3 separate regions of the Homo sapiens genome follow, and regions 1 and 2 are each linked to region 3. The links are chromatin contacts, found by Hi-C or POLR2A ChIA-PET in ENCODE. All regions are on one chromosome and are shown on one strand. The core of a region is the stretch at or near the end of the contact, and the rest is flanking DNA. Distances in the headings are between cores, read along the strand shown.

Region 1 (2,700 bases), core at 83-2,582, 490 kb after region 3:
GCACAAACATACTCTGATTAACAAAGTAACAACCACATTATTCCAGTAAATTAACCCAGAGTTGTAGGAAAAAGGGTGTACTTACTGTGTAACTGGAAGAATAACCTGAAGGGTAAAATTCAGGGGCATTCACAGACAGCTTAGACATTAATACAGGAGCTACAACCACCTGGGGCTTAGCCATTGCTGACTCCGAGTTCTGCTGTGGGATTTTATCCTGTGAACTAGGTGGAGCTCTCAGGGGCCTCGTTTGCTCTGCAAAAGAAAAAAAAACGGGGCGTCAGATGCATTCTTTCCTTTGTACAGCAACTTGCTATATACTGAAAAACCATCTGAAAAGCGTCTGTTTTTAAGAGTTAAACAGGAACCATCATGAAATTTATGGTTATCGCCGGAATGTGTACAGACAGCCTACAAAAAGGAACAATAGACTTGCTGTGACTCCGTTATGGGCATACCTGCCTCTCAAATGAGTGCTTGCGAGCTTTTTTCCTCTCTGTCGTTTTAAAGGGGTCGGTGGAAAAGAGGTGGTTACTCGCTAGGGTCTCGCTTTAGAGGGCTGCTGAGGGGAGGCGATTTTTACTTCCTCCCGGGACCCCGAACTCCGAGACCGCGCACCCGGCCCCTCCCCCCAGCCAGGCGCACAAAGGATTCCAGCAGACACCTTCCAAACCCGGTTCCGGGCCCGTCCCTACCCGGTCACGCGGCCCTCTCGGGGAATGCTTTCGGGGAACCGGGGGTGGGGACCGCAGACAGCGCGTCGGGCCTCGGCACGCGTGGAGGGCCGTGGGGAAGCGTTCGCCAAGGAGGACTGGGGCCCTTAGAGCTGCTCCGTACCTGGGAGCGCCCCGGGCCGGGAAGGCCGCTGGGGGCTGGCGGGGACCTCGCACTGGGCCCCTGGCGGCGGGGTCGTCCTGGGCTGGCGCAGCGGCGGTGGCTGCAGGAAGCCCGGGGCTTTGGGTTGCGGCGGCTGGTGCCGCGCCCGCTCAGCAGGCCCCGCTCCGTTCGGGAAACCGCCGCCCTCAGGCCCGCCCCCTCCGCGGCCCAGGCCCCGGCTCCGGCCCCGACCAGCACCTGGGGCCCGATCGAAACCGTCCGACATGCTCCTCCTCCTCCGCCTCCTCCTCCAGGGGCCGCTGCCGCTGCGCTCGCGATAGGACGCGGGGGGAAGGCGCCGCGGGTCGGCTATAGCCGCCGCGCCTCACTCGGGCCTCATGGAGGAGGAGGGCGGCGGGCCCCGGCTCGGCTGCTCGGTGCTTCTGGCGGAGCGGACGGCAGCCCGAGCACCCGCCGCTCCAGAGCGCCCGCCCCGCTCGGCTACCCTCGGCTTTCCAGTTCTCCCCCAAAACCCGGCTCCCCGCCTTCGGCGCGGCAGGGGCGCAGGCGGGTCACAGCGGCCCCCTGCGGCCCGGAGGCCCGGGACGCGCCCGCGAGGATCCTCCAGTTCGCGGCTGGCCGGCCGCCGGGCCCAGCAGGCCGCCCGCCGAGTGGCGTCTTGGCCACCTGCCGGCCCGCAGCCAGGCTCGGGCAGGGGCATCTCGGTTCCGGGGCCAGGCTGGGGGGGATGAGGGATGAGGGGTGAGGGGGACGCTTACCACAGGCAGGCCCGACCTACTCGGTAGTTCTCAGGAGAGACGTGCGAGACCGACAGTTGACGCCCGGGAAATAAAAACACGGGGGGAGGGGGCGTGGACCCTGCGCCAGGGTTCGCTGGCGCACAGGTGTGTTCAATGACTCGGCTCCGGCCGAGACCCGCGGACTGCTGAGGAGTGGTCCCTGGGAGACTGTCACCTGCTCCGTTAGCATCGGGGGAAGGGAGTAGAAACGGAATCAAAATATGTGTCCCCTCTTTAATTCACCCTAGGTGTTTACCACAGTAGGTCACACCTACGTTTAACAAGCTTCGTTCTCTTCCCGTTAACCTTCCCCTCCAGAAATTTCAAGAAAATGTGCTACCTTTCAGTGTAACTCTGCCCTCTTTTTCATCTTGCATCAGTGCTGTCCAATGAAAATATAATGCGAGCCACAAATGCAAGCCACTTATGTAATTTTACATTTTGGAGAAGCCACATTAAATGAGTGAAAAGAAACAGGTGTGGCCAGGCGCAGTGGCTCACGCCTGTAATCCCAGCACTTTGGGAGGCCGAGGGGGGCGGATCACCTGAGGTCGGGAGTTCGAGACCAGCCAGACCAACATGGAGAAACCCCGTCTCTACTAAAAATACAAAGTTAGCCGGGCGTGGTGGCACATGCCTGTAATCCTAGCTATTCTGGAGGCTGAGGCAGGAGAATCGCTTGAACGCAGGAGGCAGAGGTTGCAGTGAGCCGAGATCGTACCGTTGCACTCCAGCCTGGGCAACAAGAGCCAAACTCTGTCTCAAAAAACAAAACAAAACAAAACAAAAACCAGGTGAAATTAATTTAAATTTATTTAATCCATTATGTTCAAAATGGTTTTTTAACATGCGATTTAAAATATTAAATATTTTCTCTGTTTTTTAGATACTAGTTGAAATCCAGTGTATATTTTACACTTATGGCACATCTTAGTCGGGATTGGCACATTTCAAGGGCTCAAGAGCCACATGTGGCTAGTGGCTACTGCGTTGCACAGCACAATTCTAGATTTTATTAATATGTAAATTGTTGTTTTTGTCAGGCCTGACAGTATTAATGCCAAATAAAGGATAGATGAATATA
Region 2 (2,700 bases), core at 125-2,624, 310 kb before region 3:
CTGATTGATACGATCAGTGAATGACTCATGGAGAAGGTAGCATTTTAGCATTTAGGGTCTTAAAATGGGCTTGTTTCAAAAGTTATTATGACATGAGTTACATGGAACATTTTATATTTGCTAATTGGGTAGAACCCGCAATTCAGCAGGTCATTTTCAATATTTCTATGTGTTGCTACTAATGTTAGGGAAAGCTTATTTGAGCAGCAGAGTGAAGACTACAACCCCCATTTTCCACTTTAACCTAATTTTCTTGCCATTATGCCACACTACCTTTCAACTAGTAAAGTATGGGTTATCATATTACTGTTTATATTTTTTCACTTGCCAAATTTTGGAGTCTATCGAAAAATCACATTAACAAAAATAAACCTCCCATCTCCCACTCAGAAAAAAAAAAAAAAGCAGATGAGCAAAGTTGGCAGTGGATTCGCTTTCAAACTATTACTGAACAACATTCAAAAATTCTAATAATTAACATTTCTGAACACTTACTTTAAGCAAGGATCTCCATTAAGCACCTTATAAATGCATCACTTCATTTAATCATCACAACCGTCCTAAGAGGCAGGCTTCTTTTTTTTTTTTTTGACTGAGTCTTGCTGCTGCGGGTCTCGGCTGGAATGCAATGGTGCGATCTCCGCTCACTGCAACCTCCGCCTCCCGGGTTCCAGCAATTCTCCTGCCTCAGCCTCCCAAGTAGGTAAGATTACAGGAGCCCGCCACCACGCCTGGCTAATTTTTGTATTTTTAGTAGAGACGGGGTTTCACCATGTTGGCCAGGCTGGTCTCCAACTCCTGACCTCAGGTGATCCACCCCCCTCGGCCTCCCAAAGTGCTGGGATTACAGGCGTGAGCCACAGCGCCCGGCAGAGGCAGGCATTATAATTAATCTCTTATACAGATGAAGATGCTTAGGTGCATGAAATTAAGAACTTACCCACTATCACCCACGGAAAAAGAGAAGAGTTGGGGTTTGAATCCACGCAAGAGCCCACGCCCTTAATCATTAAGCTACCAAGATATAACTCTGTAGATGGGAAACCATATCTATTAACTGGCTCTGGAATTTTAAAAGGCAATTTTATAAGTTACAAAAATAGATATGGATAATTATTTATTCAATGGAGCTGACTCACAATTCAGAACACCCAATGTGATTTATTCTTTGGTTGGGGAAACAATTATTGATCCGGTGTTGATTCATGTTCTGGAAACCACATGAAAATACCTAAGCAGCCGCAGATGCTGAGCGGAGCTGGGCCAAGTTGGTAAGAACTGCTGGTGGTAGGAGCTCCAGCATAGCGCACAGGGCGGGCCCAGAGAAAGGCGGGCCCATTGTTGGGGGATTCGGCTTCCGGAGGAGGGGACAGCATTCAGGGGTGTACCAGGCCCCAGAGGCAGCGGAAAGGGAGACTGTGGGGAACTAGGAGCAACAGCAGGTACACTCCAAATTCTATTGACGGTTCGAAATTCCCGCTTTCTCCATAGAGATTCCTTTCTTCATATTTCATTACAGTGCTCTGGGTCCATTACAGGCTTTTCTTTTCAGACACCTCTCTCACATCCGCGGGTCCTCGGCCCCCATCCTTTATTTTTGCTAGGCCGCTAAGGACGCTAGAAAGCGATTCGAAACTCCCGCTTTTTCCATAGAGATGCTTTTCTTCTTATCTCCTTACAGTGCTCTGGGTCCATACAGGTTTTTGTCTCAGGCACTTCTCTCACATCCGCGGGTCCTCGGCCCCCATCCTTTATTTCTGCTAGGTCCCTAAGGACACTAGGATGACGGAGAGGGAGCCAGGGGACCCAGGCTTCAGGACTGAGAGTGAATTCTTGAGGGGAGGTGAGGAGGAAAGAGGAGGGACCAGAGCGTGGGGCAGGCGAGCGGCGAAGGACCAACTGTGTGGGGTAGGGGAGAGGACGAGCCCCGGGACTCAAGCCAGCAGACAGGAGGACCCAAAAGGAAACGGAACTGTCACGCTCCTGTGGGGATGGTTGAAGCCAGCAGGCAAGAAGACAAAGAAGGAAATGGGACTTTCACTTGCCTGTGGGGACGGTTGAAGCTGAGCCTTGAAGGTCACAAATCAGTCTCTGCGGCTCACTAAGGAATTTGACAAGCACTGAATCACCAGCTTGACACCGAATTTCACAGGGCAAGACCATATTCACTGAAAGGATCTTGACCTAAGAAATCAGAAGAGCAGGCAATGAAGATACCTAGAAATGAATTGCCTGGCTCTGCCATTATGGCAAAAGGGATATCATGCAACGATAGCAAATGGAATATTAGTGATGGTTTTACAAGGAAATAACAGGGTCTTCTTTGGGGGAAGGAGTTGAGAGAAAATCAAGCTCAAATTTAAATGCATTTATTTCAAGAGCCAGATTCTGAGACAAAACCCTAGTAAAACCTTTTTTATTTAAAAGGTTAGGTACCAAAAAAAAAAGGTGGGGGTGGAGGGAGTTTCCATTAACTACTTCAGATTACTATGTAGCACTATTAAAGAATAACAGTACTATCAAACAGCAATTATTTTTAATTTTACTCCAAAAGGAATTTTACTGTATCATGGGAGGCTATTAACAAATATTTTTCTGCTGTAAGGATCAAGTTTTAACTATTTAAGGGATTTTATATGTAGTTGTGCTTGCATATGTCATACATAAGATAATAATTCGAGATAATAATTCAAGAAACAA
Region 3 (2,700 bases), core at 174-2,673:
CAGCCCGGGAGGCGGAGGTTGCAGTGAGCCGAGATCGCGGCACTGCACTCCAGCCTGGGCGACAGAGCCGGACCCCGTATCAAGAAAGAAAGAGAAAAGAAAAAGAACCAAAGAAAAAGAAAAGTCACCATCGCACGGTTAAGTCTGCCTTGCTACAGCTAAACAGTGACTTCCTAGGACCAAGAAATCGCAGCCAGGGCTAGACCGATGCCCTAAATCGGGACTTGCTTAGGCTGAGAAATCACATTTTGGCTAGTTATTTGGACAAGAGGTAGAAATAGCGGGCACCGCGAAATCGAAACTTGCTAGGACCAAGAAGCCAACGACGGGCGAAACCGCAGGGGCCTGCGATAGAGACGCCAGCGGCGCCGCCGGGGGACTGGGTTCAGGAGGCCGAGCAGGAACCCGTGCGTCGGCGCTCGCGGCGCTGTGAAGAGACGGCGTCCGCGCAGCTCCTCTGCCTCTGGCTCGGAGGAGCGGCGGGCTCCCCCGCCCAGCGCCGGCGTCGCCCGGGAACCCCAGACTCTGCGCAACTGGCTGCGATTCCAAATCCCTCAGATCGGCTACCAGAGCGCTGCCGCCACCGAGAAAATGGAGGCACCGAGGAACAAGATGTGCCGCGACCAAGAGAACTCGGCTTGGCGAAATGGCGGTGCTGGGACCCTAAGAGTGACGCCAGCCGGAGGAGTTCCCAAGGACAACATCCATTTTGGCGGAACCAACGGTGTTGTCACGCAGAAAATGTCGACCCTCGGAAAAGAGAGGTTCTGCGACCGAGAAATTCGGTGCAACAAGTGCTGTGACAGAAAACCCCCCGCTCGGCGCTGCTGGCGAAAGAGCCAACAAAACGCTGGGTGCTGCCACCGTGACACCGACTTTAGGACCCCGGCCTCGGATGGAGAAAGGAGGGTACGGAGCCACCACATAACTTCCTAATGTCTTCAAATAGCGAAAGTGCTAGCCGGAAACTGCCGGCTGGGTTTACCTATTGGTGCTCGTGTGGGACTAGCAGATTCGAGAAACCAGCGGGACTGGAACCTAGTACACTTCGGCAGTTGAGAAATGACTTACCAGGACAAATACTGCTTCTGGCTCGATGGTGCTGCCCATGAACATCCGCCGGCTCTGAGAAACGAGCTGCACTGTCAGTGAGAAACCGTGGGCACTGAGAAACGAGCGGACTGCAACTGATAACTGCCCACCCAGTGCCACTACGACAAAGTGCTGCTGGCACTACTCCCACCCTCCGTCCTCAAATCAGTCCCCTCCCGCCTAAGAAGACCTTTATTTTTCCTAGCGAAGTCATACTGAGGGCCCCATCAACCGATCCCTTGCGATGCGCATGGGAAAAGGAGGCAGTATAGGGACCGAGAATCGGGCGGATTGGGCTGGCCCTGGTAACAAAAGCCATCCGGGTCGCCAACCGTCTTCCACTGCAAGAAACAAACCTTCCAGTGGCTGGGCTCCGCCCTTCTCCTTGGTCAGAGCCCTCCAGGCTCCTAAGGGCGAAGCCGACACCTCATCCCTTTGGAACTTGAAGTTCTCAGTCCAAGACCTCCGTGGAGAGTGAAAGACTCAATGCCTCCTGACCGAGGCTTCAGGCCTGCCCCGGCAGCTAGGTACCTCTCCAGGGGATGGAACTCTGTGGGAACTGCTATTTAATTCTGATGGTTAACTCTGTCAGATGGCCTTGATATATGGGAATAATCGTTGCAGGAGGGTAGGGGAAATAAGAATCGCAAGACTCTAGCACAGGACGTGTGGATTGATGGTGAGGCCTTTGCTCCCTCTCCCCTTGAAATCCTCAAAGGGCAGTTCCCGATTTCTATCACCTTTGAAATTCATCCCTGATGTCTTCTCCATCTTTGGGAAGTGCAATGCAATTTCAAGCTCTTGAATCTTCCCTCTCCCACATTTGTCAAATATACTGACGCTACAAACTCCTTTCTTACAGGAAACCTGAAACTGCCATTGAGCAGAAGGAAAACATCCCTTTCCAGAACCTTTCTCGTTTTTCTAAAAATCTGCACTTTTGGAAGTGATCCCCCAAAGAGACCTCCAGACTCTACCATGAGTGTCTCCAGCTGAACTCATCGTGTCTAATCCTCACCCTAGCTTATCCTGTTCAAATCATTTCCATCTTTTTCTGGATGAACCTGGGCGGATGTCAGACCAGAGAAGAGCACAGAATGTACCAGAGAGGTAAGAAGACCCATTTTGGGCTCTCACTTCTCACCCACTCCCAAGATGGTCACCTCCAGTCTTCCCCCCTATACCTTACCCTTTCTTCAGCTAGCCAAAACCTGCCCTGGTACTTGAGGCTTCTTCAGTTGCCTTCTTTTGCAGGCAGTAGAATAAAGGAAAGAGGGCAGTGTCAATAGAAGAAAAGTTACAGCCACTTTATCTAATTGAAGATACTGTGCAGAGCCTTTGAAAAAACAAAATATCTCACCCACCATTCCTCTCTCCGTTTCCACCCTAGCTTCCTATTTTAGCAAAAATGGTGGGATCAGCACCTCTGGAGGGAAGGGGTCACTCTTCCAGGTTAGGAATGTGGACAGGAGTTATGGAGCTTACTTCCCTAAAGGAGGAGGCATTCTAGTTCCGGCATTCAGATTCTGTCTGATTCCAATATGGTGTTTGTGTGGGGTGGTCAGAGAAAGGGCAAGTCGGCAACTGTATATTCCTCAGCAAGAGACT

What was found. Hi-C counts contacts between places; a loop is a spot of excess contacts on that map. ChIA-PET counts read pairs that join two places held with the same protein, here RNA polymerase II (POLR2A). Pooled maps may share reads with other maps.
Region 1: a map of CD8-positive, alpha-beta T cell shows a loop between it and region 3 (23-fold over the local background). The contact joins the promoter of PAIP1 here to the promoter of ANXA2R-OT1 in region 3. A Hi-C loop is called at or near these places in 7 of 168 maps with a recorded cell type or tissue (B cell, CD4-positive, alpha-beta memory T cell, CD8-positive, alpha-beta T cell and 3 more), 8 of 37 single-sample maps with no recorded cell type and 20 of 50 pooled maps. POLR2A ChIA-PET finds 5 or more read pairs at or near these places in 2 of 52 experiments (PC-9 and activated naive CD4-positive, alpha-beta T cell).
Region 2: a loop to region 3 is called in a pooled map, with 4 times the contacts of the local background. The contact joins the promoter of CCDC152 here to the promoter of ANXA2R-OT1 in region 3. A Hi-C loop is called at or near these places in 1 of 37 single-sample maps with no recorded cell type and 3 of 50 pooled maps. POLR2A ChIA-PET finds 5 or more read pairs at or near these places in 2 of 52 experiments (OCI-LY7 and PC-9).

Annotation. Positions count from the first base shown.
Region 1 is chr5:43,555,745-43,558,444 of GRCh38, forward strand. PAIP1 (poly(A) binding protein interacting protein 1) reads right to left here and starts at 1,333. Exons shown (of 11, transcript NM_006451.5): 1 at 838-1,333; 2 at 86-255. The coding sequence starts at 1,102. RefSeq lists a silencer at 769-1,628.
Region 2 is chr5:42,755,444-42,758,143 of GRCh38, forward strand. It overlaps CCDC152 (coiled-coil domain containing 152), which reads left to right and starts at 1,375. Exons shown (of 9, transcript NM_001134848.2): 1 at 1,375-1,442. RefSeq lists enhancers at 1,430-1,931, 1,932-2,431.
Region 3 is chr5:43,066,016-43,068,715 of GRCh38, forward strand. It overlaps ANXA2R-OT1 (ANXA2R overlapping transcript 1), which reads right to left and starts at 1,424. Exons shown (of 3, transcript NR_104651.1): 1 at 1,283-1,424; 2 at 1,072-1,142. It overlaps LOC100132356 (a long non-coding RNA gene), which reads right to left and starts at 956. Exons shown (of 1, transcript NR_034127.1): 1 at 1-956. LOC100506639 (a long non-coding RNA gene) reads left to right here and starts at 1,008. Exons shown (of 3, transcript NR_102752.1): 1 at 1,008-1,771; 2 at 1,955-2,202. RefSeq lists an enhancer at 636-1,035.